Regions from separate parts of the Homo sapiens genome. Here all the other regions are linked to region 3. Evidence: chromatin loops called from intact Hi-C (ENCODE). Cell type or tissue: dorsolateral prefrontal cortex. All regions are shown on one strand. Each heading gives the region's core, and the rest is flanking DNA. Links, peaks and the distances in the headings are about the cores only. Region 1 overlaps RNF13 (ring finger protein 13). Region 2 has its middle 17 kb from the start of LINC01213. Region 3 overlaps ANKUB1 (ankyrin repeat and ubiquitin domain containing 1). Region 4 has its middle 54 kb from the start of LINC01213.

Region 1 (7,819 bases), core at 1,703-6,702, 110 kb before region 3:
AGACATGCACTATTCACAACAAAGATACGGAATTGACCCAAATGCCCATCAATCATAGACTAGATAAAGCAAATGTGGTACATATACACCATGGAATACTATGCAGCCATAAAAAGGAACGAGATCATGTCCTTCTCAGGGACATGAATGGAGCTGGATGCCGTTATCCTTGGCAAACTAACGCAGAAACAGAAAACCAAACACCACGTGTTCTCACTTATAAGTGGGAGCTAAACAATGAGAACACATGGACACAGGGTGGAGAACATACACTGGTACTTCTCAGGGAGGGTCGGGGGAGAGAGAGCATCAGAAGAATAGCTAATGGATGCTGGGCTTAATTCTTGGGTGATGGGTTGATCCGTGCAGCAAACCACCATGGCACACGTTTACCTATGTACCAAACCTGCACATCCTGTACATGTACCCCAGAACTTAAAAAATGAAAGTTGAAAAAAAAAAAGGTAGACACGCCAAGAAGCAAGAAAATGTGACCCATAACCATGAGAAAAACCATTCAACAGAAACAGACCCAGAAATTACATGGATACGGAATTATGAATAGCAGACAAGGATTTTAAAACAGCTATAAATTATAATTTATTATTATAAGAATACATTTACATGTAATATAAAGACATAAAATTATAAATTACGTTCAAGGATTTGAAGGAGAATATAAACATAAGGCTCAGAGAAATGGATGATACATACACACACACATACACACACATTTTAAAGATCCAAGTGAAACTCCTAGATAAAAGAGATACAATATGAAAAGTTCACTAGGTGGGCTTAAAAGATTATAGACATTGTAGAATAAAGGATCAGTAAATGTGAAGACAAAGGAATAGAAATTATTAAACTGAAACACAGAAATGCACAAAGTAGGAAAAAAAGAATCAAGAGCTGTTGTAGATTAAAGGAGACATGACAACTAAGCTGAATATGTTTAGTCTGGGATTCATGATTGGATCCTGAAATGGTTAAAAAGAAAACAACTATAAGAGATATTTTGGACACAATTAGGAAATTTAAACATGTAGTTTATATTATTAGATAATATTTATCAATATTAAATTTCTTAAGTGTGGTAACTACATGTAGGAGAATGCTGCTGTTGTACAGAGAGAGAATGTATAAGACATAAAATATGGGGCTTATTTTAAAACTGTTTAAGAAAAAACACTTGGTAGTTACTAACAATGGATTAACTTCAGAAGTATACCTGTATTTTCATCTTTGTTGTAACATGAACCACAAGCTTTTGTCTTGAGGGCATTATTTTTTAAATATCCAGCTGAGTACTGTGACAACCTGATACATTTTAATCAGGCCAGCTTCACATACTTAACTTTAAATAGATTAATTTTCAACTACCATGGCTCATTAAAAACATGATATAAATATGGACTAATTTCATCATGGTCTCAAATTGAAAATAAAAACAAAATCATCCTGCACTTAGTAAAGGTAAGTGCATAGCACAATACTAGTAAGCAAAATTTGTGAAAATTCATGTTTCAGAGTATTACTTTAAAAATTAACAAAAGATCTGTTTTCATGCTTCTTGGTATAAACATTAATTACTAGAAAACTAAGCCTGTTTTCACCTTGAAAAACAGAGATCTGACAAAATAACATTTAGAGCATTTTAAGTACCAGGCTTTAATGTTCCTTAAGAACAATCTTTTTTGTTTATGTATATCTCAAGCCTAGAAAAATATCTCTCATATAAATAGTTGTTTAAAGTAAACTGCAACTAAGGTAACTGATTATCCAGCCCTATCCAGCAATATATAAGTCAAAAAAATAAAATTTCCTCGTATCTGTTGGTTAGTTCCTTCCTACCCCCTCCCCCACCCACCCTCCACGAAAGCACACAGGAAATTTTACTTTAGTCATTTTGGATAAAAATTTTTGTGATATGTTGCATTTTCCCCACCTTTTCACCAAATGTGACTTGACCTTTTCCAGTTACTCGAGATCATCATGAACATGCTTCAACAGACTATAGTTTTTCTCCTTAATGTTAAGTGTCATATGTTACTTCCTCTCTCTGTGCTTACCACTGGTACTCTACTAATAGTTATTCTGGACTTCCTCCATCTGTATATCCTTCTCTGTGGCAGAGAAAAAAAAAGAACTAAACCCGATAAGAATTCTATTCTTTAAAAAAAATTAAGTGCATAAGAATTCTGAGAAAAACTGCCAGGAAAAGTACATGGTTTTAACGCTGAAGCTTAGCAACATTCATAATGGTGGTACAAAGGCATGTTTCCTTCTCTTCTCTGAGGCTATGTTCTGGGAAAGTTGACCTTTTGCTAAGTGGCATATTACCACTGTACATGTTAAGCTTAGAGGTAAGCTGAATTTATTTATTTCATTAGAAAACATTTTTGGTAGGGCTAGTAAAATCTTGTGTTATACAAAAAGCCATACTTATTTGTTTCAAGTACAGTATACCAAAAAACAGAAGCCAAAACGCTTGGAACTTAAATTATTAAAGATCTTATGTTGGCCGGGTGCAGTAGCTCACACCTGTAATCCCAACACTTTGGAAGGCCGAGGTGGGTGGATCACTTGAGGTCAGGGGTTCGAGGCCAGCCTGGACAACGTGGTGAAACCCCATCTCTACTAAAAATATGAAAATTAGCCAGGCCTGGTGGTGGGTGCCTGTAATATCAGCTACTCAGGAGGCTAGGGCAGGAGAATCATTTGAACCTGGAAGGTGGAGGTTGCAGTGAGCTGCGAGCAAGCCACTGTATTCCAGCCTGGGCAACAGAGCAAGACTCTATCTCAAAAAAAAACAAAGATCTTTTGTTATTTTTTCCAATGGCATCATTTTAAAGTCAATCTATGGCATATGGACAAGCAATTTTAAATACTGGGAGACACAATTTACTACTAAAATTACAAATAAAAAGCAATTTTTGAACTTAGAAGTGCTTAGGCAAAAAGCATACTTCTTAGTGTCCCTGCCAGTTTTCACTGCTACACAGAAAAGATTGGCCTAAATCTGCATTTTTCAAACTATAGGTCATGATCCATTACCAGGCAGTAAAGTCATTTAGTGAACCCAAGTGAATTTTATTTTTTAATAAAAAGAAATTTCATATACCAAGTTATTATCGTATAGGTAGTGTAGGTAAGTACTATTCCATGAAATTTTATTGTCAGACTGTGTGCTGTATACAAACTAGGGAACAAGTAAAAATAAACTTCTTACTGTGGGTGGGTTGCAGTCAAAAAAGTTTGAAACTCACTCATATAGATAGTTTTTAATATTCCATAGGTTGTTGGCAATCAGAAAAAAGATTGATGCCTTTCAACATGATTGTTCCATGTTGCAACAATCATGTTCTGCAACATCCCATCAAAAAATCAAAGTCATTAGCTTATAGGTCTTTGAATGTGGCTATTTCCAGTATTATGAAGCTTAATACTGTAGCTGGAACATGATTAGTACTAAAGATAATAAAATGAATAACATAAAATTAAAATTAATTTAAAAGTTAAATTACATTCGTCTTTTTTTCCCAGTGACATTAAGAAAATCTGAATAACCTTTATGTGTAGTTATGCTTGCTATAAGTTAAAACTTGTAAGTTATGCTTAAGTTAAAACTGCTTTAAAAAAATCTTTACTTTGTAATGAACCACACCAGTTAAAATAAACTATACTAGTTAAAAGCTGCCTAAATATTTGTCAGAATTGCAATTTAAATCTAAAAAAGCTATTCATAAATATTCTCTAGTTACCTATGTATATTAAAGTAGATATTTAAAATAAAGGATCTGATCTAAGTTCATATTTTTTAGACACTGATAGGATTCATATTCCAATCAAATCTTAATGATTTCTCATCCTAACATAGCAGAGGCCCCATTTCAGCCCACCCACCACTGAAAATAAAGGCTTTAGAATAACTTTCTGTGCAACAAGAGGATAACTTTCTGTACTTAAAATCAGCTTACTAGGAATTTCACAAGTAACACAGGAACTTCCATTGCACTTGAAAAGTAACTGTGATGGAGCAATTACAGTAAGAATTTTGATGTTCAGCGCCACCCAGCGACAGATCTCTGAGTATACTCCTCCATTACTGCCTGTTAATTGTTTCTGGTATTGTAGGCACTGTACTAAAAGCTCAGTACACAGAACTGCATAAAACATAAGCTCTACTCCCAAGAATCTGAAATTAGAAAAGACATATCCATGGGTTTTTTAGGTTAGGATCAGGCTAGAGGTAATGAAAACAGTATAATGTAGCAAAAAGAAAGAATTAGAAAATACACAGTATTGCTAGAATTTGTTCTGGCCTTACAAAGAGACTTTCCCTTTGCAAGCTATTATAAACACAAGATAAAAAATGAGTAACTTTAATGAGCAGTCACTTTATGGTATACTTAACATCACTTTATTTAAAACATTTGAAATCAATGTAAAATTAGTGCAAATATAGAGCTTTCTCATTATGAAGATCAGCTCATTTAATATAATCTGTAGATGGAATAAAATCTTGAAGATAAAGAATTACCAGGCCAGATGCAATGGTTCACATCTGTAATCTCAGCACTTTGGAAGGCCAAGGTAAAAGGATCACTTGAGCCCAGGAGTTTGAGACCAGTCTGAGCAACATAACAAGACCCCCTCTCAACAAAACAAAACAAATTAGCCAGGCATGGTGGAGTGTGCATATAGTCCTAGCTACTTGGGAGGCTGAGGTGGAAGGATCGCCTGAGCCCCAGGAGGTCAAGGCTGCAGTGAGCCATGTTCATGCCACTGCACTCCAGCCCAGGCAACAGTATAAGACCCTGTCTCAAAAAAAAAAAAAAAAAATTACCTGATAACAAGGTCTTTAATGAAGTCTGATTAAAGTGATACATTAGAAAGTAACAGGTCTCTCTTAAACTAAGTATTGAGTACACAGAAATTCATTTTACTATTATTTAAATTGCACATATACACATTATAGATACTTTTACTGTGTCTTCCATCTTTCAAAACACAAAAAGGTGAAAAGTCAAAACGAAAAAGAAAATAGCATAATACAGATACTGGATGGTTCTGGAGCCTGGCCTCTTCAAACTTCTAGTTATAAATTGGGTTTTTGCAGTTCTAGAAATGTGACACAACTAGACCTTCACTTTAATGTCTACCTTCTAAAGATTCCCTAAAGAAAACACACTCTAACTCTGCTTCTAAACCTTTCCAAGTGCAAAATGGAAAAGTTCTCTGGAGAACTGATTTTCTCTTCCTTCAGCATAGCCACAAAGGAACAGTAAATTAACCATCAGCCTGGACACAAAATACCCTTTCTCCCCACCCAGATGTCTAATAGAGGAGAAAAAGTACTTATTCTATAAGGGAAGAAAATGAAATAAATTAATGAGAGACATAGAGAATAGAGATAATTCTCAAAACCTAGCTATGATCATCTTTTTGAGTCCAAAGAAATAAGAAGAAATTAAGAAGTAGAATCTCTTTCTCAAGTGATCAAAACAATGCAGATGAGAATGGAGCAATAGATCTGAGGATTCAGATTGTGAATGTAAATCATTAATTTTATCTATTGGATAAAAATTCCTGGGAACTTTGCAGTATCGAATAATCAATTATTGAAATAAGATCCAGAATTATAGCAAGCAATCCTGCCAATATTACATTCCATTTCAACATTGTTCTTTCCTGCACATTATTTTAGGACTACTGCAGGCCATGTTGAGAAGAGCTACTCCTCAGAAGAGAGTATCAGGCTCTTATGACATTTTAACTCTCATTAATATTATAGTTCAGTGATAAAAACTATCTTTCTCTCTTTCTTTCGATCCCATCTTTCCTCCTTACCTAGACATCGTTCATTTATAGTATATCTGAGTAATCTGAATATCTTGATTTTAATACATTTTATTGCTTGAGTCCAAAATAAAGCAGTAAGTCTCTTGAAAAGTATATGGTCTAGCATTCTGATGTCTGTGATTAAAGGATACCTATGTAAAAATTCTGAAGCAAAAGAATGTTTGGGGAATAGATACATAAATAAAGTTACTGGCATTACACTGCTTCATTAGATTAGAATAAAGCACATGTAAATTAATATTTTTCAGCTTTTTTCTTTCATGAAAGATTACCTTCCTGGTAAAAGAAGGGAATTTTGCTTTGTTATTTTAATATTGAATAAATTTGTGTATAAAGAAACCTAATCATGAAAATGCAAGTATATTTACCAATTAAAGGGTGGAAGAAATGAATGAACAAATGAATGAATGAATTAGCAGCACAAAGCTGTTTGATTGAACTATATATGGATAGAACTGTTTCCATCCATCGAATATCCTTGAATATGCTCCTTTAGTGGAATCTTTTAAACATGATTCTGAAGTAGATTAATAACAAATGTTATACATCACTTTATAGAAATATATACATTATGAAAAATTAAATGATATTAAATGACTTTCAGGTAATTTGCAGAGTTTAATTTCTACTTAAGGTCGTATCTACTTGCTTACTACTACTGAAATAGTAGTGCAGAGTATGTTCTGGGGACAAGTAATGTGTTTGACTGAAGGCCTGAAAGGGGATAATGTAATGAAAGGTAAGTCTAGAAAGGAAAACTAGAGGGCTACTTTCTGAGATAACAAAAAAATCACCAAAAAAAAAAAAAAAAAAAAGACAGAAAGAAAAAGAGTTATTATGATATGATCAAATAATCCCAAAAATGTTTATGGTAATTTAAAAAAATTCTATAAACATTGAGAACTAGAGAAAAATATCTGTGGGATAAATAAATATCTAGGCTTAGAAATAATGCCAAAAGCATTAAGTGAAATGAACATGAAGCAAATGGAAAGTTCCAGTGATACTGTTTAGGCTCTAATCTATTCACATTTTATTATAAGCCCTTAAGGTTTTTAAAGTAAATCACTTTGCAAATATTTATTATTCATCTACCAATGCCATATAATGCATTAGGCACTAGCACTACAGAATCTAAAACATGATATTTTTCTCTCACAGAGAGAAACAGAGACTGATGTGGGATTAAATAGTATATAAAAGATACGGGCCGGGTGTGGTGGCTCACGCCTGTAATCCCTGCACTTTGAGAGGCCGAGGCGGGTGGATCACCTGAGGCCAGGAGTTCAAGACTAGCCTGGCCAACATGATGAAATACCATCTCTACTAAAAACACAAAAAATTAGTGGGGCGTGGTGGCACGCACCTGTAATCCCAGCTACTCAGGAGGCTGAGGCAAGAGAATTGCTTGAACCCGGGAGGCAGAGGTTGCAGTGAGCCAAGACCGTGCTACTGCACTCCAGCCTGGGCAACAAGAGCAAAACTCCATCTCAAAAAAAAAAAAAAAAAAAAAAAAGATATGATGACTTCTACCTTGAAGAAAATCAGGGAAGGTTTCAGACAGGACACAGTTTATCTCAGATTTAAAATAAAGTCAGATTGGCCAGACAGACAAGTAGAAGGAGGACATGCCAGATGGAGGACATGACAGAAACTAAGACAGAGTGGGAGAGACTGCTCAGCACATATGGGGACTTGTAAATTCTTACGAGGTGGGAGGAGTGGCAAAGTAGAGATGAGACTTGAGAGAGAGGCAGAAGTCAGGTAAAGTATCCCAGTTAAGTTTTGTATCTGTATCCCAGTTAAGTTTTATAAAAGCCACATTACAGCAGAAAATAGCTCTGAAGAGACCCAACATATTCCTTATCATCTACAATCCAAATGTACCTCCATTCATGCCCACAAAAAAGGGGGTGTGGGAAGGGAGAATAATATCTAAGTCCTTTCAGTCTTG
Region 2 (7,819 bases), core at 1,778-6,777, 460 kb before region 3:
ATGCTCTCTGCTGTAGAATCTTTAGACCTAAAAAAATAGAGGCTCTTTGGGGATCTATGGATAGTTCTGGAGCAGGGGCTTCTCATCTTTTAAGTGCATATGAATTTCCTGGGATCTTGTTAAAATGCAGGTTCTGATTCATACCCTGGGATGAGCCCGAGATTCTGCATTTCTGACCAACTCCCAAGTGAGTTCTGCTGGTCGTTTAACAGATCCATCCTCTTTCTACACTCGGGACTAAAGGCGCTTTTTCCTACTTCAGGTGCAATGACTTCATGTTGGGGACTTGAAATTGGCCAGTGCTATATGTGAAAATCAGGGCTTTTTTCTCCCCCTACTTTTTTTTTTTTCCTCTTTCTTTTTGGAGAGCTGGTTTACCAGCATACTTTTGGAGTGGGAGAATGACCACTGTGTGGTCCATGGACCCACGAGGCCCATTTTGAGACTGATGTGGGCCGTTTATCACAAGGTTCTGTATGTTCCACTCTAACAGGGGGCCATGGTGGTGCTTGGGTCAACTGTCATTCGTGTCCACTCAGATCCTATGTCTAATAGTCCTTGAAAGATCTAGGGGTTCTCCTTTCTCCGGTGTAGAATTACTCAGGTAAATGGCTAAAGGAGTCTCTGGGGAGGATTGGGGGAAGAGCTACCACAGATATTTGGTGTGGTTTGTTGCAGCATCCTTCCTCAAAGGGACCTGACCTCCCCTTCAATCAATGAGTCCTGGATCTTAGAGCTGACTCACATGCAGAAACTGGGTGAGGGATTGTGATTTTTATTATAGCAGCTGACACCAGCCTTCTGCCCACTTGCTCTTGATCTTTTCAGTGACATAAGTCAAGCCAGGCCCTCACTGGCTGCCCGTGATCTCACCTGCAGACACACCATGGTCTATCAGCCACCCCGAGGGGTCCCCGCAGGTCAAGGCTCAGGGTTGTCTTTCTGCTGTGCTTCTCATTACGACAATTACTTCCACCTTGCCTCTGATGGTTCAGTGCCTCCACCTGGACTTTGGTATTCCAGCGTGGTATCATTCCCATTGACTATGAAGCCCAATTCTAAGGCAGCATCTCCTGCAAAAGAACCACTGCAGAAGTTCTCAGGGACACTGATGCCTCCCTAACTAGTGGACGCCTCATTACTGTAGTAAAGGGAGAATTCTCTTTGCTTTTTACCAGGATATTAATCCTCAGTCACTAAGCTCTTCCTTATCCAGCCTTATTTTCTGTCCCTGCCAACCCTGACTCAACACTGTCAAGATCCATTCCCATTCATGTTCTCCCAGTCCCTGCCAGTATTTATTACCCAGGTCCTGTGGCTTTCCTCCCTTGCAGGGATGCTGCTTCGCTGCCTGAACCTTACTGAGACTTGACCATAATTGATCTACAGCAAAGGGGAGAGGCAGGAGCAGATCTTCAGGACAGCAAACATTGTCTGGGAAGGTACCTGACTCAGGGGAGGTCTTTGTCTAATCATCTCCTCTAGCAATTAAGAGGGGCTAACTTCTGCCAGTCCAGTGGTTCCTGGGAATCTGGGGGTTCATGTTCTCAGGAACATCACCCCAGGCTCCCCATCTTGGGTATCAGGGCCCTATATCTTTCTTATCAGGGACCTCACTTCCCATAGGAGATACACCAGGGCTGTGAATTCAACTTCCTTTGTTACTAGAACACTCTGAAAAAGAGGGCCTGAACCTGTTTTTTTTTCCTGATCTGCCTTCCAGCTGCAGGAGATGAAGGTTTTTAAAATGCTTCCCTGGAAGCCTTCTGGCATCCACACTATGTTCTAAGTTGATGGTTGGCTGATCTGAACCTGTCATTTTCTTCTTTCGCGGTTCCAATTACAGCTAAAGACAACTAACCATCTCTACAGACTTTTGCTACCATATTGCTCAAGTGCCAGAGCTATTGCATAAGCTGATGTGTCTCCTTCCAGAGGACTCCATCTTAGTTCACTGCATATGAGGATCTTACAGAACTCAACCGCAAAATGAGTATGATGAGAATCTTACAGAATCTTTCAAAACTCCACTCAACACCAGCTATGGGGTCTTGTGACCATTGGGCTGATAAATGATCCAATTCCACAATCCCATCCCGAGGGTCTGCTTCCCAGGAGCACTTCTAGCCCCAGCTGTCTGAGACTGGGTTATCATCTCCAATTAGATCACAATGCAAGGATTTGAATGCAAGTAGTTTATTTGCAAGGGGACCCAGGAAGCATTAGTAGAGACAGAGAAGGTAGGAAGCCAATAAACAGCATGTTTTCAGGCAAGTGGGGCACCCGGGCTTAGACCCACTGGGGAACTGGGCAGCCTTCCTCAGAGTCAATCACTGCCCTGAGGGATGAGGAAGTTGGTGTATTTATCCAGCTGCACCTCATCTGTCATTGCTTAAGGGCTGCTCATGGGGGCATTAATTTGCTGGAAGCCCAAAACAGCCCTCAGCAGAGAAAAATTATGTGTTCACGTAAGGAACCATTGGTATTCAGAGGTGAGTGCCAAGGAGATATGGACCTGGCATTGTCAGCCTCCACTATGATCTTGTACCATACAAGATACAAGGATAATCTTGTATCATCCTTAGAGTGAGCTAAGGATCATCTTCCCTGAACCCCCTCCCCCCTCCGAGTGGTAGTAGCTGTGAAAAAAAAAAAAACAACCAGAGCACACCCAGCCCAAATGGGGACAGCGCTTGGAAAATCTCTTAGGGAAAGAGAGACAGGGTAGAGGCCGTGCGATCTTGGTGCTGGAGCTGTTAGGCAAGCGCAATGTTCAGGAAGCAGGGTTTCAGCTGGAGAGCTAGGAGACTCTCCTGCCCAGGAGGAGTGGCCTATGGAGGGCTTAATCCGCAAACTACCTTCTGTGGATTAACACTGTGCTCTCCAGGTAACAACGCCTTATCCCAGTTAAGAAGACTCCTCACCGAGTGACTCTTTGGGTGAGAACTGCAGTCACATGCTGTAAGAGAGTCATTTTGAGGTATGTTTTTTTTTGGTAGGATCCCTCAAATTATATTGAAAATACAGCATCAGTTTGCATTTGCATGTGATTTTCAGAGCACTTTCACATGTATCAGACTAGCTGACCCTCCTAACAGCCCAGTGAAGACAGATGAGGGTGAGTATTTTTGTCTTCATTTTACAGATGAGAAAATTGGACTCAGGAAGGTGAAGTGTCCTGCTCAAAGGTCACCATACTGGGTGGCGGTGGAGGAATTCACTCTCAGAGCTTCTGATACTCTGTCATTCAGCGCTGCTTCCTAGGCCAGCATTTCTAAACGCTCTCCTTCCATTCATTATAAAAGGAGCACCTTAGTAGCAGGAGCATATCTGGTTCATTCTGGCATCGCCAGTGCTGGCGTATTCTGGATGCTTCATGTCTGTTTGTTAAGCAAATGAATTTTTAAATCCCCCCAGAGGACTTGGGAAGCCGTGAGGCAGCCGCTATCAACTCTTCTTTCTTGTTTTTCTTCCCAAGTACACTTGCACACAACACACACCAACACAGATGCACACACACACACACTACACACACACACACACTGTCTCACACATTCTCTCTCTCACACACACTCACACACATAGTCACTCTGCCCATCTCTCTGTCACACACACATTCCCCATCTCTTTCTCTCTCTCACACACACGCTCTCCCCATCTCTCTGTGTCTGTCTTACACACACTGTCCCCATCTCTTTCTCACACACACATACACACACACGCACTCTCCCCATCTGTCTCTCACACACACGCACTCTCCCCATCTCTCTCTCTCTCACACACACACACACTCCTATCTCTCTCACACACAATCTCCCATCTCTCTCGGACACACAGGCACTCTCCCCATCTCTCTCTCTCACACACATACACAGACACTCCCATCTCACACACACACACACACACACACACACACACACACACACACTTTCTCCGTCCCTCTCGCCCCCGCTCCCTGGACCCTGAAGGCTGCACTCTTGATGCTTCTTGAAAATCCTCACGCAAGGGAACACCTGAGAAACCTAAGGAACGACAGGGGTCAGAGGAGCCCTAACATGTATGAGGAGACCCGAAATGCTCCCTGGGGCCGGCTTCTGAGTTAGAGGGAGAATCTTTACTGACTGCTGGCAGCGTTGGGATTGTCCCTCTCGCTGTCCCCGGATTTGTTCTCCCCAGGCCGGGGCCCGCTGGAAGAGACTGCCGTTCAGCGGGTGTGCAGTGACCGCAGAGAGCCACAAGAGGGAGCCAGTGCCGCGGGGAGCCGCCGGCCGCCGAGACCCCGGGGCTCAACTGAACCCACAAAAGAAATCTGGGCTGAGAGCCCGAGTGCACAACCAGGAGGCTTCGGGAGCAGGACAGACAGAGAGCATGAGGAAAACCAGAAATATGGAGTAAAACAGAGGGGAGACCAAATTTTAATTAACTTTAATATTAAAAAATAAATGGGTGGAGGACTTTCCTCGTTTACACTGCTCCGATTTGGGGGGGAACAAGCATATGTTTTTTTCATAATTAAGAATGAATAAACATATATTTTAAACAAACTGGAAAAAACAAACAAGGAGCGAGCAAAGAAGTAGGAAAATCTTGACGTTTCCCTGGAGTTCTGGGAAGAGGCAGCGCATTCCCAGCCTTGCCTTTGCGGTGGGGCCCTGCCCCCATTGTTCCTTCTTTACTGTTTCTCCTAAGAATTTTGCAGGCCTGCTGAGGGTTGAGCACACTACCTTTAGCTTGAAATGGAATAGAAGTGAATTAATAGCAGGGAATGTCGATGTTTTGTGATGACTCTTGGCTGACACCATTAAGATACCATTTTTACTCCCTTATGAAGATAATCCCTTAAGTGACTGATGCCATTAATGAACCATAAGCTTCATTGTTAGAACTTCATGAGAAACAATAGTAAAACTGATTTAGTTGCCTCTTGGAAGCCTCTATTGAGAGAACTTGTTTTGTGTATCTGAGGAGGCACAGCTATAAAGCAATGAGAATGTTTTTAATTAAGCATCTTAGTTCTCATAAATCTAATTGACACTTTTCCTACAAACCACGGGGACCAACAGGACTCTTATAAGCAAACCCAAAGCATTTGGCTGAGGAAATTTGCCCCCAGAGTCCATTTAGGAAAAAAAATAATAATAATAATAAATCAATTTATGTCATGCCTCTTCGGGATTCCAAATGTTATTAGCTATATTAAAATGTGTTTTATTCATTTGAATTTAGCTGTGAGTGATGCAAAGCTCTTCTAGAAATTAATCCACCCTCAGAAGATGAAGACTCCCCACCTCCATTGGAGGCTGTGGTGCCAGGAGAAGCAGTGAGGGACAAACGGCAAATGGCCTTGGCGTTAGGGGCTGGAGCTGTCCTTTTGGTGGGAGAAGAGGTTGAACGCCCCAGCTGCCTGTTGGATGCCCTCTTAGCTACCCTGGGCCCAGGCAGCTGATGTGGTTAGAGATGCCTGGGGCAGCCTGGGGAAGTGAAACTTTTATACCTTCCCATTCCTTCCCAACATTTTGCATATCATAATTACATAGAAAAGGCCACTATTTGTGTAAAAAGCTAGAACTGAAAGATATTTGGAGGCATCTGTAGGGGAGTTGGAGAAAATTTTCATTATATTTTCCTATATAATGGTGACTATTGAATTTGTATGAAACTTCCAAAGAAAATCTTCTAACACTTTTAATGAGAAGCTTGAGTTTGCTTCCATGGACATAATTTGTATGTCACCATCACTGACTTTGTATCAGAAGGGGATATGAATTTTAAGACAAGTTTTACAACTGTAAAACTGTAACGATTTGTAACAATTCCTCAAGACCCTTAAATGATAAGTTCTTCAAAGTTTTGATAGTCACCATCACTGACTTTGTATCGGAAGGGGATACGAATTTTAAGACCAGTTTTACAACCATTCAAAAAGTTACATTTGAAATTGTAACAAAAGAGAATTCAACTTTTCTTCTTGTTTCATTGACAAAGGGAATGTTGACATTTCCTGTGATAAGGGAACGGATTTTGAATCCAATGGAATATTTTCAGGTTAAGCATTTCAAAATAAGGGACTCTAATTTGCAGAAAGAGCATGTACCATCAGAGTGCTTGCCTTGCAGCAAATAGCCAGAAGTATCCCAGGAATACAAGACAGAGATTAGGAAGCCTGGACGTTTTCTGTCCCCTCATTCTTTGTTGGTCACACCTTGGGTCCCTGGTGCCAGACTCCTCTGGCAACTGCCTAGATCCCTGATCTAGACAGGCAGTACTGTACTCTACAGCTATGAAGCTGCTCAGGTTGAGGGTTGGGGGACACCTCCTTCACTGCCTTTAACTCACCAGTATGCAACAACCAACTCCAGCATGTAATGCCCCAGGCTTTCGAATTTGGAAATCAGGGTATTGGGGGTACACTAGTAATCTATTGGAACACCCCATGTGTACTGCTGCATACAGTCTATAGCTGGGAAACTCTCTTCTAGTTTAGGCCCAAGGAGTCTTCTCCACTCACACACACTCAACTAGCTCCTCAGGGAGTAGAGCAGAAGGTGATCTGAAGCCACAGCTCCATAGGTATCAGATGCCCTCCACTGACTTTGTACCTGGGGCCACACTCTCTCGGAGCTCACTGGGGTTAGCCGCAGCTACAGAAAGTGGATGTCTTAGGCCAGGTGTGGTGGCTTATGCCTGTAACCCCAGCTCTTTGGCAGGCTGAGGCAGGGGGATCACTTGAGGTCAGGAGTTTGAGAGCAGCCTGGCCAACATGGTGAAACCCTGTCTCTTCTTCAAATACAAAAATCAGCTGGATTTAGTGGTGTGTGCCTGTAATCCCAGCTACTCGGGAGGCTGAGGCAGGAGAATCGCTTGAACCCAGTGGGTGGAAGGCTGCAGTGAGCCGAGATCATGCCACTGCACTCCAGCCTGGGCAACAGAGTGAGACTCCATCAAAAAAAAAAAAAAAAAAAAAAGGAAAAGAGAGAGAGAAAGAGAAAGAAAGAAAGGAAGGAAGGAAGGAAGAAACAGAAAGAAAGAAAGAGAAAGAAAGAAAGAAAAAAGAAAGATGTCTTAGCGTTCCTGTTTTACAGTATCTGTTGCTATTGAATTGTTGCCAACGCCCTCTTTGCTACTTACACTGGAATATCTAAGAGTCGTTCTAGTTGTGGTTGGAACAATAGTGTTACTAGAATAAATGTACTCTCAGCCAAGGTGACCACTTTGAAAGGAATGACACTCATGTGGATTTTAAAGCTCTCACATTGAAATAACCTGCATCTTTCCATCCTTATGTGTTCCTCTATATTTGCAGGTGGAGAATTCTGCAGAATTTCAGAAGCACTGGCTTAGTGTGTTGGTGAGTCAGCATGAAATTCGTTTTGTGAGTGGGCTGCTTCCATGTTCAATCAGCTGTAGCTTCATACCTCTCATTTGTTTATAAACCCCTACTGTGTAAATATTACCCCAGAATTTAGCATCTCAAAATTAGCAGATATTTACCATCTCATAGTTTCTATGGGTCAGGAATCAAGTGTGACCCAGCTGGGTGTCTCTGGCTTAAGAACTCTCAAGAGATTGCAGTCAAGCTGTGGTCAGTGGGGCTGCTGTCTCATCTGAAGACTTGATTGGGGGAGGACTGTCTTCTAGGCTCACTCCTGTGGCTGTTGGTAGGATTTAGTTCCTTGTGGGCTGTTGGACTGGGGACCTCAGGCCCTGGCTGGCTTTGGCCGGAGCCTTCCCTTAGTCTCTTCCCACAGGAGTCTTTCCATAGGGCAGCTTATCACATGGCAGCTGGCTTCCCTCAGAGTGAGCAAGTAAGAGAGAAGAA
Region 3 (7,819 bases), core at 1,768-6,767:
CTAGTCATTAAGTGGATGTGGATCATTATAAAGGTCTTCAATCTTCAGGTTGAATAAGGCTGAGGGGGAGAAAGAGGAGAAGGGGTTTGTCTTGCTGTCTCAGGTGTGGCAGAGGTGGAAGAAAATCCCCAAACTGAACCCTGACAGTTCAAACTCATGTTGTTCAAAGGTCATTAAATGGTGATTAAATGGGTGACTTCGATTTGGTTTAGATATGAGACTTTCAGCAACATTTTTAAAGACTATCAGAATAAATACAGACAGTCCACAACTTATGATGGTTCAACTTAGATTTTTCAACTTACAATGGTGTAAAAGTGATATTAATTCAGTAGAAACCAAACTTCCAGTGCCCATAAAACAATTCTTTTTCATTTTCAGTACAGCATTCAATAAATTATAGGATATATTCAACAGTACATTATAATATAGGCTTTGTGTTAGATGATTTTGCCCAACTGTATGCTAATTAAGGTAGGCTAGACTAAGATTTGATGTTCAGTAGATTAGGTGTATTAAATGCATTTTAGACTTATGATACTTTCAGCGTATGATGGTTTTTATCAAGACGTAACTCTATAATAAGTCAAAGGACGTCTGTATCTTGCCAATTTCACATTCAGTTATTCTTTAAGAAAACACTTGTTAATTGGCTGAAAACATTGGCCACGTCTTCCTAAGCTCACATGTAATTTTTCAAACTGCATTTATTACCAGCATTCACACTTTTGCTATACATAAAGTGTAACGGGTATAGCTGGGGCAGGAGGAGGGTTGGTTCAGAGAGGCAGGCGGTCATTTTAATGTGTTAATACAGCCATCAGCTTCTCAAATACATAAATTGCACTAATCTGTAGGTTTAATAGTACTTTAGAAAAGTGCCCCCTCATGGGTGATTTAATCATGTTTTGCAGAAGCCAACACACCAGGAGGTCTGAGGCTCTGTGAAGTGATGGATTAGAAGAGCAGATTTTACAATTTTATAAAATATTCTAATATTTTATACTAATTTCTATTGTGGGGTAGTGATATTTCTTTTTCCATGTTCTGCATCCAAAGAAATAGCTGTGTTGCTTTGTTACTTTTAATAGTGTATATTTATTTAATACTTTACGGCAGACACTGTGTTATATTTATTACCTCATTTTATGCTTGTAACAATTTGATGAGGCGGACACTTTTTAATCTTATTTTACACATGAGGAAACTAAGATCAGAAAACCTGCCCCATGTTGGCTGGGCACAGTGGTTCACACCTGTAATCCCATTACTTTGGGAGGCCAAGGTGGGCAGATCACTTGAGGTCAGGAGTTCGACACCAGCGTGGCCAACGTAGCGAAATTCCTGTTTCTACAAAAAATACAAAAATTAGCCAGGTGTGGTGGCTCGCACCTGTAATCCCAACTACTGAGGAGGCTGAGGCAGGATAATTGCTTCAACTCGGGAGGTGGAGGTTGCAGTGAGCCAAGATTGCATCACTGCACTCCAGCCTGAGCAACAGAGCAAGACTCTGTCTGGGGAGGGGGGATGGAGGAAGAAAACCTGCCCCATGTCACACAAATAGCAAGGGCAGAACTGGGTATTGAATTGTAACAATTTAACTCTAGTGTTCATGTGCTTGACCATCTATACTTGACTTCATCTTTAAATAAAATCTAATAGCTCAGAGAATGTACATGATCAGACTTAAAAGCTCCTTGTATTTCCCCATGCATGATATTTTTCGAGGATTTAATTTTTATAAGAAAGATGACCACTTCAAGGAAACTATTTACACGTGCATAGTAGGATAATGTGTATAAGCAGGACTTGTGCAGTTTAACCTGTATGTCACTATATGCCTTTTCTAAAAATATTTTAAGGTAAAAGTTAAGAAGAAATAAACATTCAACTAGAATATTTCATGAGCATTTAGTGTAACTACATTTGTCTGTTTGCTGATTTTCTAAACACCCCCTCCCCACTTGTTTCACTCATTTAGGTATCAGAAAAGGGTAGCCCTGTACATTGCTGCTTTTTGTGGGTACATTGAACTCACTGAATGGGCCCTGAAGCAGGGTGCGCGGCCCCACGAGGCAGTCGGTGTTCACCCCTATCGAGCATGGTGCCATGAAGCCCTTCATGCAGATGTCTCTAAATGCCCCATTCATGCAGCCGCAGAAGCAGGCCAACTGTTGATTCTGAAGGCCTTTGTCAACTACAGTGTGCTGTGCCTGGAATGCAAAAATGCAGCAGGACAAACTCCCCTGACCATTGTGTTCAAACACAAGCATAAAGACTGTGTATTATATTTGCTCAGTAAAATGTGGTCCACAGTTTCTTTTCCAAAAATTTCAGTCCCAATGAGGATTTATATTAAAATAAAACAATGGATCCTCAGAGCTCAGAGTCACAGTCTTCATAAAAGCCAGTTTTGTGGAGCAAGGGTCTTTGGGGCAAAAGTTGGAGACACTGTGATGGTGGATGGTTTCACCAAACCAAAAATGACCTCCAAGAGCTGGCATAAGGCTGGGAACAGCGACTCACAAAGCATCGTGCTCAAGCTACCATCTCTCAGCAAACAAACTGCAAGCAGCAAACCTGTCAATCCTTTGGCAATTTCACAGCCGGACACAAGAAAACAAGCCCTCAAATTTCATCCACTGGTGAATGCAAGTTCATTCTCTGAATTACAAAAACATCAACAACAAAATCAGAAAAAAATTACTGCCACAGCTAGGAAAAAAGAAAAGCTCATAAAAAACACATATCTTCCCCAAGTCCCCCTCCCTCCAGTTTCAAGAGTGGGATATTCACATCCATCGTTTTTCTATGCAACACCCAGTGCTGACTTTTTACTGAAGTCCTCCTTCTCATCTTTCTTAGAGCACAGTGGGAAGACTCCATGGGAGAACGCAATCTACTGCTTAGCTGTGGCAAGGTAATGTTCTCCCCTTAAACATACAAACAGCAAAGCTTTTATAAGGCAGGTCCAGGATAAGGAATGGTCCATAATGCCCTACTATGCCACTGAAAGTAATACAAGTTGTTCCAGTGCATCAATACCCAGCTTCAAGGACCTCATCTTAGCCTCATCACTAGGACAAAATGAATTAATATTATTGGCCAATCCAATCTGTGCAGTACTTTACTCCTCAAACTTTCAGGAGGGAAAGAAACACAGTAGAAAGAATTGTATCAATTCTCAAGGTCCCTTGCTGCTGCTGCTGCTGCTGCTGCTGCTGCTGCTGCTGCTGCTGCTGCTGCTGCTGCTGCTGCTTTTCTTTTTTCTTTTTGTTTGAGACAGGGTCTCGTTCTGTTGCTCAGGCTGGAGTGCAGTGGTGCTATCACAGCTCATTGCATTCTTGAATTCCTAGGCTCAAGCAATTCTCCCATCTCAGCCTTCCAAGTAGCTGGGACTACAGGCACATGCCACTATATCTGATTGATTTTTTTTTTCTGTAGAGATGAGGACTCACCATGTTGCCCAGGTTGGTCTCAAACTCCTGGGCTCAAGCGATCCTCCCACCTTGGCCTCCCAAAGTGCTGGGATTACAGGCATGAACCACTGTGCCTAGCCTGCTAATGCTTCTTCTTTTTCCTCCTCTTCCACTTCTTTGTCTTCCTCTTCTTCTTCTAAAGCTAATAAAACATTAATTGTAATTAGAGGGGAAAGAGAGAAAACTGAAATATGGGAGGGAGACATAAAAAGTGTCATAGAAAACTAAATGGTAATGAAAATGGGAAGAAAGAAAGGAACACATTAATGACAAATTGAATGATTAAAGACTTGAATTGACTGACTAGGCAAGATACACATATGGGGTGAGATCTGTATTGGACAGGGTGCTAGAATTGACATTAATATTTACAGTGAGTTAAAAGGTAATCCTTAGCACATCTAAAGAGATAAGAAAGTGTATCGGAATTAGATGTTTAAGGTACACAACTCTCTGATTAGAGCTCAGATCCCATCCATTACTTATGAGGTATTATTTGATGCAAATTTTACAGTTAGAAATATAGATTTACAAGCGACTTTTCCCTTTACTCAATATAATGAGAAGTAAAGAAAAAACAAGGCTAGATTGTTCTACTTGCTTTTCTGTACTGGTCTTTAGCTCAGCTCAACTTTATTTCAGTTAGGTTGTTGCCACCTTGTGGTGAGAGTAATTTGGGCTGTAAAACTCAAAATTCAATATCCAACAGAGTGAGGTTGACAATAGAGGAAGACACTTAATAGCTTAATAGTCTCAATCTTTGTAATTTGTGAGATATCTCTGACTAGAATGTATAAAAAGAGATCACCAAAAATTCTAGAAATATACTAGGAAAATTATTAATTGAAAAAACTACATAGTCCCTCTTAAAATAAGGCTGTAAACAAGAAAGGAAATATTGATTTGTTTTATCAACAGATACATGCTAAAAATGAGTTTATTTTTCAAACATTCAGTAAGTGTTTACTATAGCCCAGTGCTGTGCCCAGCAGAATGGAAATGTGCATGAAAAAGCATCTGTTTTTAAGGTGTGTGTGTGTGTGTGTGTGCATGTGTGTGTGTGTGGTTTTAGATAAGAAAAGCTGACAGTGTCTGTTGTTGTATACAGTGCTTTCTTGGGGAGGAAATGAGTTATGAAATATATAGTAAAATCCATAAGGACCACTAATCTCACATATATGGCTTGTTGAATTTTTATGTTTTCATACAAGCACTACTCAGATCAGATGCAAACTATTTCCAGCACCCCCCAAAATTTCCTTCATGCCCCTTGCCAGTCATGATCCTTCCCGGATGTAACTATTATTCTCATCTCTATCACCGAAGATTACTTTAGCCTGTTCTTGAACTTCATATAAAGGGCACATATGGCATATACCTTTGATATTTTGCTTTTTTTGTTCAACACATTGCCTATAAGATTCATCAGTGTTTTTGCATGTATTGATTGTTCTTATTTCTATGTAGCATTCCATTTGTATGCAGTATTCCATATCCTAATTTATTTATCTATTTTCCTACTGATGGACATTTAAATTGTTTCTAATTTAGGGGCTACTTTGAATAAAAATGCATGATTGTTCTTGCATATGAGTTTTGGTGGACATCTGCGTTCACTTCTCTTGACTCTATACCAAGGAATAGAATTGCCGGGTCATAGGATAAATTTATGTTTAGCTTTAGTAAACATTTCAAAACACTTTTTAAAAGAGACTACCAGTGTGCTTTTTTTTTTGTAGCTACATTTCATAAGGATTGGAATTATTAATGAGTGGCAATTTCAAGGTCAAGAAAGAAATTTCTAGAGAAAACATTTTGTTAAAGTGTTATTCTGTGAAGGAAAGAGAGAGAGGAAAGAAGGAAAGAAAATAAGGAAGGAAGGAAAGAGAGAAAGAGAGGAAGAAAGAAGGAAGGAAGGAAAGAAAAAGAAAGAAAGAAGGAAGGAAAGAAAGAAAGAGAGAGGAAGGGAGGAAGGGAGGAGAGGAGGGAGGGAGGGAGGAAGGAAGGGAGGGAGGGAGGGAGGGAGGGAAGGAAGGAAGGGAAAGGAAGGAAGGGATTAATGCAGAAGGGAGACCCATAGGGGGAGTGGTGGTCAGTCTGACCGCACATTTACTCTGGCAGTGTTACTCCTAGCAAATCCTCTTTCCATTTCTCTTTTCTCAATATTTTTCTCTTTCCTGTATTCACACCCTCCACTTCCCATCCATTTCTGCCCCCTTTCCACTGAATCTTTCCCAGGATCTGTTCCACCTTCCTTTGTTGGTGGGCTGTGGAAGGGAAGGAGAGATCTACAATCTCATGACCCTGCAGTCTTCTTGATCGAGTTCAAGTTCCCCATAGAAGTCACAAAAGCACTTACATCTACCTGAAGTAGACAGTCAAGGCAGGCAGTCAGGTGGTCTGAGCACCCCTCTAAATGACCAGTGCAGCTCTTGTACCACAAAGACACAAACATGAGGAATGGATGGACGCTATCTTGATGGCTACATGCACCATCACCAAGCTAGTGTCATAGCCAGGAAATGGGGAAGAACCTAATGTAATCCTTCATGATGCTGACCCAGGGATCAGGTGGGTAAAGTGACCATCAGATGTTCCTGTTTTACAGAAAGGGGAGTCTCCCAAAGCAGACAAGTCATCTGGCATCATGTGAAAGTACTTGTTGGACCACATGTCATTCAGGAACTCCTACCTTTAGATTCATAAAACTAAACCTCTCAGGGTTGACTCCAAGATGGCATTATGCAGTTAACACAGATCAAGCGCTAATGTGGGTTTGGGTTGGTGAGTAAATGTGGCTGGTGTAGACAGTCACTGAGGCCAGAAGGTCACATAGAGTCTCATTCCTCAGCCTAGACGTCAGTAGGCTTTACACAGGTCAAAGAATATCTGTAAGGTGTGTCTAGAAAATAGCTTTCCTTATTGCTCATTGTCCAATTCCAGAGAGGTTTATGTGACCTGGGAGTCCAGTTAAGTAAAGATTCAAATGTAAGGGATTGATCCAGAAGGCTGAGAGTTTGAGTGGACTGAGAATAGATGATAATCTCAAATGTTATGAGCTTTGCTGGGCTCTTGTACTCTGGATACAAGTACAGCTCTTTGTTTTTATTCTTTATTTAAAAAGGCATATCTTGTATGTTTTAATCACCTTTTGTATCTCCAGCACATAGAATAGTGCTTGCCATAGAGTAAGTGCTCAATACGCATCTTTTTCTTAAGGTAAACAGTTTTTGAATGAATGCAGAAAAGCCAGGTTTCAAATGCCAGGGAGAGAATCAGGATAGGCTCTGAGCCTAGGAAGAGCAAGGATATGCATCAGAACAGGAGAGGACTTCAAACTAAGTCTGGTGGGATACAGGGAAAGGCTGAAAGTGCCTGAATGATTTCTTTAAGACTTAACACCTAATTTTATGGGCTGCATGGATGGGTTAACTCAGTTTAGAGGGCACAGAAAGACACAGCCATTGAGGTAAAGCAAGAAGTTAATCTAGAACAAAGAAGTTGAATCAGGCAGACATAGACCTGGTTCAAATGTTGGAAACACTATGGTACTTTTATACAGGGTTACTCCTAATAGATTGAGTGAAAGCCTTTTAGAAATACCAGACTTTGCCAGACAACATGGGCAGAGGTGAGGTAAAGGATCCAGGCAGAGCTAGTAACATGGTCAAAGGCACTTTTGTGAAAGAGCAAGCAAGAAATTGAATTTTCAGGAAGGTACGTGGATTTGCAAAAGTCATCCTAGGCAATAAGGAAGAACTGGCTGGAGATAAGACTGGCAAAGTAGACTGCATCTACACTAAGAAGCATCTTGTGTGACCAAGTGAAGAGTTTGCTTCTTATTCCCCCTTCCATGGGGTAGGAGGTAGGTGGGAAGCTCATAGAAGTTCTTTTTCATGAAGTAAGTTCCATAATCAGTTTTTGTTTGTTTTTGAAGACAAATCTGATAGAGATGTATGGAAGACTCGTTGGAAAGATGTGGAAAGACTATAGTAAAGGTAGGAAGCTGCAAAAAGAGAAATAAGAGAAAATAAAGACCTGGACTAGAACAACAGTAGTTAGGGAAAAGAGAAAAGGCCAAATACAAGAGATATTTCTGGGGAATAATCCACAAAATTTGGTCACTGACTGGGTGTGGAAATAGAGAAAGAAGGAATTTAGTTTCGTTTCTAGCTTTGGAGATGGTGAGGATAGCAAAATCGAAGTGTTAGAACAAGGAAACAGAAGTGGGACAAGTTTAGGAAGAAGATAAAGATATGTTAAATTAGAAGTGTCTATGGGATGAATATTTTTATTTGTTAATTGGAGATATGCCACTTTTGAGAAAGGTCAAGGAGTCA
Region 4 (7,819 bases), core at 1,168-6,167, 420 kb before region 3:
AAACTAAACATACTCTTACCATATGATCCAGCAATTGCATTCCTTGGTATTTACCCAAAGGAGTTGAAACCTTATGCCTACACAAAAACCTGCACACAAATGTTTATAGCAGCTTTATTCATAATTGCTAAAACTTGGAAGCAACCAAGATGTCTCTCAGTAAGTTAATGGATAAACTGTGGTACATCCAGATGATGGAATATTATTCAGCGCTAAACAGAAATGACTTAAACCATAAAAAGACATGAAGGAATCTTAAATGCATATTGTTAAGTTAAAGAAGCTGATCTGTATGATTCCAACTGTAGAACATTCTGGAAAAGGCAAAATTATGTCAACAGTAAAAGGATCAATGGTTGCCAGGGATTACAGGGGAAGGAGTGGTGAATAGGTGGAGCACAGAGGTTTTTAAGTAAGTGAAAATACTCTGTATGATACTATAACAGTGGATACATGTCATTATACAATTGTCAAAACCCTTAGAATATACAATACCAAGAGTGAACCCTAATGTATGGATTTTGGGTTGTAATGATATATCAATGTAGGCTCATCAATTATAAAAAATAGCATTCTGGTGGGGGATGTTGATAGTTGGGAAGGTTGGGGGCAGGGAGTAGGGGTATGTAGGACATCTCTGCACCTTCCACTCAATTTTGCTATGAATGTAAAATTGCTCTAAAAGTATTCTATTAAAAATATTTACAGAAGCATAAAATATAAAATACCTAGAAATAAATCTGACAAAAGATGTCCAAGACCCCTATGTGAAAATCATGAAGCATTATTGAGAGAAATTAAAGACTTATATAAATAGAAAGACATGCGATATTCATATATTGTATACTTAATATTATAAAGATGATAATTTTTCTCCTGTAGTCTACAGATTTAATGCAAACCTGTGATTCTAAATTTTATATGAAAATACAAAGGTTTAAGGATGGCCAAGATACTCTTGAAAAACAAATGAGAGGACTTGCTCTCCAGGATATGAAGATGTATTGGTTCTAGTAATTAGGACAGTTTGATATGTTTTTATTTTATTATAAATTGATAGTTTCTAATTGTATGTATTTATGGGGCACCAAGTGATGTTTTGATTTATAAATACAATGTGGAAAAAAATAAAAATAAAGCTAATTAACATATCCATCACCTCAAATACTTTAAACTTTTTGTGGTGAGAACTTTTGAAATTTACTTTTAGCAATTTAAAAATGTACTATTTTTATACTATTATAAATAGTATTAATAATAGTATTAATTATGTATACTATTATTAATTCTATTCACCATGCTGTGCAATTGATATTTTAAAAACCTTACTCCTCTCATCTAACTGAGGTTTTGTTTCCTTTGACCATCATCTCCCCATTTGCCCCACCCCCCCATCCACCATTCTACTCTCTGCTTCTATGAATTTGATTGTTTAGATTCCACAATTTTCTTCTTCTTAAAGGCTGAGTAGTAGTCTATTATTTATATATACCGCATTTTCTATATTCATTCACCTGTTGATGGACACTTAGGTTGCCTCCATAACTTGTGCTACATAATAGTGCTACAATAAATGGGAGTCTAGACATCTCTTTGACAAATCTTTTGGGTAAATACCTATAGGTGACATTGCTGGGTCATACAGTAATTCCATTTTTAGTTTTTTGAGAAACCTCCATACAGTTATCAATAATGGCTGTACTAATTTACATTCCCACTAATAGTGTACAAATGTTCCCTTTTCTCCACATCCTTGCCAACTTACCCTTTGTCTTTTTTATAATAGCCATGCTGACGGGTGTGAGATCTGAGGTTTTAATTTGTATTTCTCTAATGATTTAGTAATGTTGAACATTTTTTCATGTATCTGTTAGCTATTTGTATGTTTTCTTTTGAGAGTTATGTATATAAGTTGTTTCCCAATTTTTTAACTGTTTTTTTCTTGCTGTGGAGTTGTCCAAGTTTCTTAAATATTTTGGATATTAACCTTTTATCAGATGTATGGCTTGCAAATATTTTCTCTCAATCTGTAGGTTATTTCCTTTGCTGTGCAGAGCTTTTTAGTTTGATGCAATCCCATTTGTCTATTTTTGCTATTGCTGCCTATGCTTTTGGGGTTAAATGAAAAACTCATTGACCAGATTAATGTCATGTAGGTTTTCCCCTATGTTTTCTTCTAGGAGTTTTACAGTTTCTGGTCTTACTTTTAAGTCTTTAATCCATTTGAGGTGACTTTTTGTATATGGTGTGAGATAAGGGTCCGATTTCATTCTTCTGCATGTGGATATTCAGTTTTCTAAACACCATTTATTGAAGAGACTAGGCTTTCTCCATTGTGAATTCTTGGCACCTTTGCCAAAAATCAATTGACCGTAGATGTGAGAGATAATTTCTGGGCTCTCTATTCTGCTCCATTAGTCTATGTGTCTAGTTTTTTGCCAGTACCATGCTGTTTTAGTTATTGTAGCTTTTTAGTATGGTTTGAAATCAGATAGTGTAGTGCCTCCAGCTTTGTTCTTTTTGCTCATAATTGCCTCTGCTATTCAGGTTTTTGTGGTTCCATATGAAGTTTAGTATTTTTTTCTATTTCTATGAAAAATGACACTGGAATCTTGATAGGGATTGCATTGAATCTGTAGGTTACTTGGACAGTTTTATATTCAGGCAAGGTAGAACAATGGAACAGAGTAGATCATTCTCAAACTCACACACAAATGAACACGATTGATGACAAGGGTGGTACTGTAGAACAGTGGGAAGAGGAGTGTCTTTCCAACAAATAAACCTGGGACAATTGGAAACCCAAATAGGAAAAATAAAACTTGACCACTACCTTCTGTCTAATAAAATGTCAATTCCAGGAGACTAGGCCTAAATGCAAAATGCAAAACAATAAAGATTTGAGAGGTAATATAGGACAATGTCTTCCCTCAGGGTAGGGAAATATTTTTTAAATAAGATACAAAACAAAAATCATAAGAGTTATAAATTGAGTTTCATAAAAATTAAGAACCTCTGTTCCTAAAGAGACACCAATTAAACAAATGAAAAACAAGCCTTGACTGAAGGACTATATCTCAACATATGTAACTAATAAAGGCCTCTTAACCAGAATATATAAAGAATAAGTACAAATAACTAAGAAAAAGGCAGACCTTGGGAAATTGGCCAACAGACTTGAATAAATAATTCTCAAAAGAGGATATCTACATAGACAAGAAACATATGGGAAGTGCTTGACTTCACTAGTAACTAAGAAAATGCCAACTAAAACACCATGAAGTATCCTGACCCCACCCATCAGAATGACAAAAATGAAACTGGCTGACAATACTAACTTTTGCAGATGATAAGGAGCAAAGGGAACCCTCATAGTCTTGATGAGAGTGTAAACTGTTATATTTCCCTTGGAAAGCAGTTAGTCATTGTTTACTGAAGTTGAAGGTATGTGAACCCTATGACCCATCAATTACAAATACTTGCACAAATGTCCCCAAAGTCATAATATACAGGATCCCATTTATGGGCCTCCCCAGATTGCTCTGGACGTTGTCAAGTCCCCAGATCATGATTTTATAACAACAAAGAAGCCTGCGCTCCTGTCCTAGGAGGAAACATTTCATGTGTAGTTACTGATAAGCAAGACCTTAAGATAATTTAGTCTTCTTTCCGTTCCTGGGTTCATTCCCAGACAAAGGTGATGTCAGGCTTGTACTGTGCGCTAAATTCCCACAGCCCAGCGGCTCTGGCTTTTTCGGTAAAATTTTTAGGCGGAAGATAAGGTGCGTTTTTCATTTGGTACTCGCCCTTCAGAAAGGAGCTAACTGTTCAGGATGCCGCTGGTCTTGTTTCGTAACAACGCTAGATGGAGCTCCTTCTTTTCGTTCCTTCTTGACTCTCGCCAGCAGCGTGGGCCCCGCAGTTTCTCACAACCCTGAGCGGGTGCCCTTGCACTTCCCGCAGGACAAGGACGTCGCCGTCCACCACCCAGGAATTAATTCGCGATGTCTTTACTCTGGGGGAGGGTGCAGTGCTCCTTTCCCTCAGGACAGCTAAGAGGCTTAAGGGGTGTTCTAGTCAGCTTCATTCTTCTGCTTCTAGGCAAGCGTGAGATCAAATGATTTCGAACCTACAGTTCACTGCCTTTTCCTTAGAGACGGGAGGGAAGCGGAATCCATGAACTCCCACTTCAGCGACAACCTTGATTATAACCTTCTGAGTAGCAACTATCTCCCCCTAGCATACAAAGAAGGACTCAATACATTTTTTATTGTTTACTGAAAAAATAACATTACATCATCGTAGGGAAAAGGAAGAGAATTAGCAGGAGAAATGAGTAAATGATTGGTCTGTAATCCACATGTACTGGGGTCACTCTGCTCCTGACCAACCTACACCTCCACCCCCACAAAGCTGATAGTAAATTCCTAATGAGAATAGTCTCGGCTTCAGTGTTGCCTCTGCAAGGCAACCATTCATTCTCAAGCAGAGCCTCCATTCATCACCATATCCTCTGCTTTATTTTTCTCATGTATTTATCTGTTCAGTTATTTATTGTCTGTCACTCCATTAGATTGTGAGTTCCCATGGACTTTGTCTATCTAGTTCCAGGCATGGTCCTCATGCTCTGGAATAGTCCTAGGCACATATTGGGTGCTCAATGTTTGTGGAGTGAATGGTCCTGTGATTCCAAGCTCCATCTGGATCCATTTTGTTTATGGGTCTTCTCCTGCCTGTATATGCTGTCTGCATTCCACAGTTTGTCAACTTGTCTGTGGAACTGTAGCCCTTCCTTAGGTGCCCCTGAAAAACCTCCCATAGAAGGTGTCTTTGATGTGAAAACCTCCACTGAAAATTTGGGTAGACAGCGGGAGCTACATAGAGGTGACCAGACAGTCTAACGCTCAACATTCATGTTTCCTGGATTTAACAGTCTCGTCTCCATCCCCATCACTGAGACCATCCATAATGCCCCATCCCGTGGACCCCTCTGGCATCTCAGAGTCTTGCTGTCACCTCTCTCTTTTCATCTCTTTTCCTTTTTTCAACTCTTTTCATACTTTTATGCTGAATAACTCAATTCAACTCTTCCTAGATCCTTCTCTGAGCCCAGGTTTGCCCATCTAAAACCCATCAATGTACTAGCCAAACTACAGAGCAGTCTCCCTTAGAAAACCTAAAGTTCAGAGATAGAACAGTGTTTTCTTATAATAGCGCCCCCTTTTCTTTACAACTAAGATGTTCACCAGTTTATCTGATTCTGTTACTTTACCTTTCTGTCCCCCAAAATAGTTAGAATAAATACCCAGTGTCCTTCCTATCCTCCAACATTTTTAGCTAGAATAAAAGTGATTTAAAAGATGACAGATGGAGACCTTGAGGTAGATAAATAAACCACTAAAAGTATGGAGCCTAAGGCTAAGTGTAGAAGTGGCGAGAGACAGGGAAACTTTCTTTAACCTTGCCTTGATGATTGCCTAAGACGTAGGTGGGGTGTCTGTATTTATTAGCCTAAGATCTGTATTCATAGGTGGGAGGAGTTGAAAAGAGTCATCATTTAGATTCTTGAATTTCCTTTGCTCCCCATAAGCCTCCTCTGGCCTTTCACATGTGTTAAGTAAAACTAGCTGCTGAAACAGATACACCTATAATCTCAGAGATTTAATAAGGTTTATTTTCTATTCACATCAGAGTCCAAGACACATTGTATGGCCTTCCATGTGAACGTTCAGAGGCCCAGGCCCCTTCCACCTTGTGGTTCCTCTTCCTCTTCGTCCTCTCAGTAGCGGGCAGTTAGGGAAAGAGACTGGGAAATACATCTGCTTCTTACCCACTTGGCCATTTACAAAGCTCTTCTGCTCACATTTTATTGGGCGAACCAATTAATTGGCCCATATATGCGTAAAGGTTGATGAGGTTGGGAAATGTAGCCGCTGACTGGCTAGGAAGAACATGGGTTTTTGCAGTCAAATAGCTATGTTTGTCACACCCCTGAAAGCAAATTTTCATCTGGAGATTAGTCTCACGTCGTCGGACTTCTTACCTTTTTCTAGCATCATTTTTTATTGTTTTAAGCATGAGGCCTCTCTCCATCCCGTATAAGCCGCCCAAATGTTTCCCTTTCTCTCAGACTTGCACCCCACTTAACACCTTTCCTATCCCTGAAAAAGTTCATTTATTTGTAGGGGGGCGCATCTATACATTGACCTGTTTCTTGACTCTAGTCTTTCTGTCCTTGGCCAAGACTCTGTCTCTCTGTTTCTGACGCCTCTTCATGAATGCACTGTCGCAGTCTCAGGAGTCCTCAGGGCTCAAAAGAATCCTGATTCCCCCTGCTCAGCCAGGGGCTACATTTCCCAGCCTACCCTATCCATATACCCACTTATGGCTAGTTGGGCGATGTGACTGATTCTTACCAACGGAATGTGAGCAGAAGAGTTCTGTAAAAACCCACAGGGTTATGAAGCAGATGTGGATGGACACGGTGGCTCGCGCCTGTAATCCCAGCACTTTGGAAGGCCGAGGCGGGCGGATCATCTGAGGCCAGGAGTTTGAGACCAGCCTGGCCAACATGGCGAAACCCCGTCTCTACAAAAAATACAAAAAGTAGCCGGGCATGGTGGCGCATGCCTGTAGTCCCAGCTACTCGGGAGGCTGAGGCGGAAGAATCGCTTGAACCCAGGAGGCGGAAGAATCGCTTGAACCCAGGAGGCGGAAGAATCGCTTGAACCCAGGAGGCGGAAGAATCGCTTGAACCCAGGAGGCGGAAGAATCGCTTGAACCCAGGAGGCGGAAGAATCGCTTGAACCCAGGAGGCGGAAGAATCGCTTGAACCCAGGAGGCGGAAGAATCGCTTGAACCCAGGAGGCGGAAGAATCGCTTGAACCCAGGAGGCGGAAGAATCGCTTGAACCCAGGAGGCGGAAGAATCGCTTGAACCCGGGAGGCGGAAGAATCGCTTGAACCCGGGAGGCGGAAGAATCACTTAAACCCAGGGGGCGGAGGTTGTAGTGAGCTGAGATCGCGCCACTGCCGTCCAGCCTGGGCGACAGAGGGAGACTCGGTCTCAAAAAAAAAAAAAAAAAAAAAAAAGAAGCGGATGTACCGTCTCCTTAGTCACTTTCCCCATCTTCCAGCCACTGTGAGGAAGAAACCGCTAGGTGGAAGGGACAGGGGTCTGAATGGTCACATGGGCCATACAACCAGCCGTGGCCTGCTGCCCCACTTTTACGAGGGCGGCTTCACAGAATGGTATCGGATATAAGAAAGTTAGCCTCTGACACCATCTTATCTCCTTTCTGACTTCTGCTCTCTCATCTGGCCACTGTCCCCTGTTTTTCTAGATTAACCACTAAAAGCTTAAGGTATGAGCCTTTCAAAATTGTTTCTTTAATAAAATACTTGAAATTGGAAAAGACTTCAAAAATCATTCATGATATGGAATTATAGGCACCGTGATAGGGAGGGAGATAAAAATATTTTTGAAAAAGGTACTAGCCACAGCCTCTTAAATCTCCTACAGTGATCAATGTCTACCATTTATTGACATTACCACACACTATGGTAAGTACTACTACATGCTTTAATTGAATTTTTTCTACAAACTTAGAAGGTTGATTTAATGTTTGTCTTCTCTAACCTTTGGACATCTGAACTGAGAACTATTGCTGGGAAATCTGCCAAGCTGTCTCTCTCTCCTTTCCTTACTGGGTTTAAAACATCTGCTTATTTTCCTCAGGCATCATAGTTGCATTCTTTTCTCTCCATTCCACTGAACTAAACTGGTGTTTGAGAACATCTCTGTCTGTCTGCCGCCTATC

What was found. A loop is a pair of places that touch in the nucleus more often than their neighbours do. Peaks named below come from ENCODE experiments on the same cell type or tissue, not always from the same donor. Only the 100,000 strongest peaks of a DNase experiment are listed, where the experiment ranks them.
Region 1: it touches region 3 in a loop (2.4-fold over the local background); 3 of 110 quality-filtered maps call a loop at or near these places.
Region 2: it touches region 3 in a loop (2.9-fold over the local background); 9 of 110 quality-filtered maps call a loop at or near these places.
Region 4: a loop joins it to region 3, with 5 times the contacts of the local background. A loop is called at or near these places in 14 of 110 quality-filtered maps.

What each region holds. Positions count from the first base shown.
Region 1 is chr3:149,876,334-149,884,152 of GRCh38, reverse strand. All of the region lies in intron 4 of RNF13 (ring finger protein 13), which reads right to left. Among named protein-coding and RNA genes, the nearest start is that of RNF13, 67 kb to the right of the region's middle. In dorsolateral prefrontal cortex, for the core only: CTCF peaks have their summits at 3,877 and 4,090 (motif pointing left); a DNase peak (open chromatin) is centred at 4,062; H3K27ac peaks cover 392 bases.
Region 2 is chr3:150,217,860-150,225,678 of GRCh38, reverse strand. No RefSeq gene overlaps it. Among named protein-coding and RNA genes, the nearest start is that of LINC01213, 17 kb to the left of the region's middle. In dorsolateral prefrontal cortex, for the core only: a CTCF peak has its summit at 4,248 (motif pointing right); a DNase peak (open chromatin) is centred at 4,228; H3K4me3 peaks cover 870 bases.
Region 3 is chr3:149,762,258-149,770,076 of GRCh38, reverse strand. ANKUB1 (ankyrin repeat and ubiquitin domain containing 1) reads left to right here. Exons shown (of 6, transcript NM_001144960.3): 5 at 1,982-2,920. Among named protein-coding and RNA genes, the nearest start is that of COMMD2, 14 kb to the right of the region's middle. In dorsolateral prefrontal cortex, for the core only: CTCF peaks have their summits at 2,004, 2,203, 3,926 and 4,127 (motif pointing left); a DNase peak (open chromatin) is centred at 2,156; H3K4me3 peaks cover 509 bases; H3K27ac peaks cover 2,474 bases.
Region 4 is chr3:150,180,395-150,188,213 of GRCh38, reverse strand. No RefSeq gene overlaps it. Among named protein-coding and RNA genes, the nearest start is that of LINC01213, 54 kb to the left of the region's middle. RefSeq lists a silencer at 7,558-7,819. In dorsolateral prefrontal cortex, for the core only: CTCF peaks have their summits at 3,663 and 3,866; a DNase peak (open chromatin) is centred at 3,913; H3K4me3 peaks cover 963 bases; H3K27ac peaks cover 1,179 bases.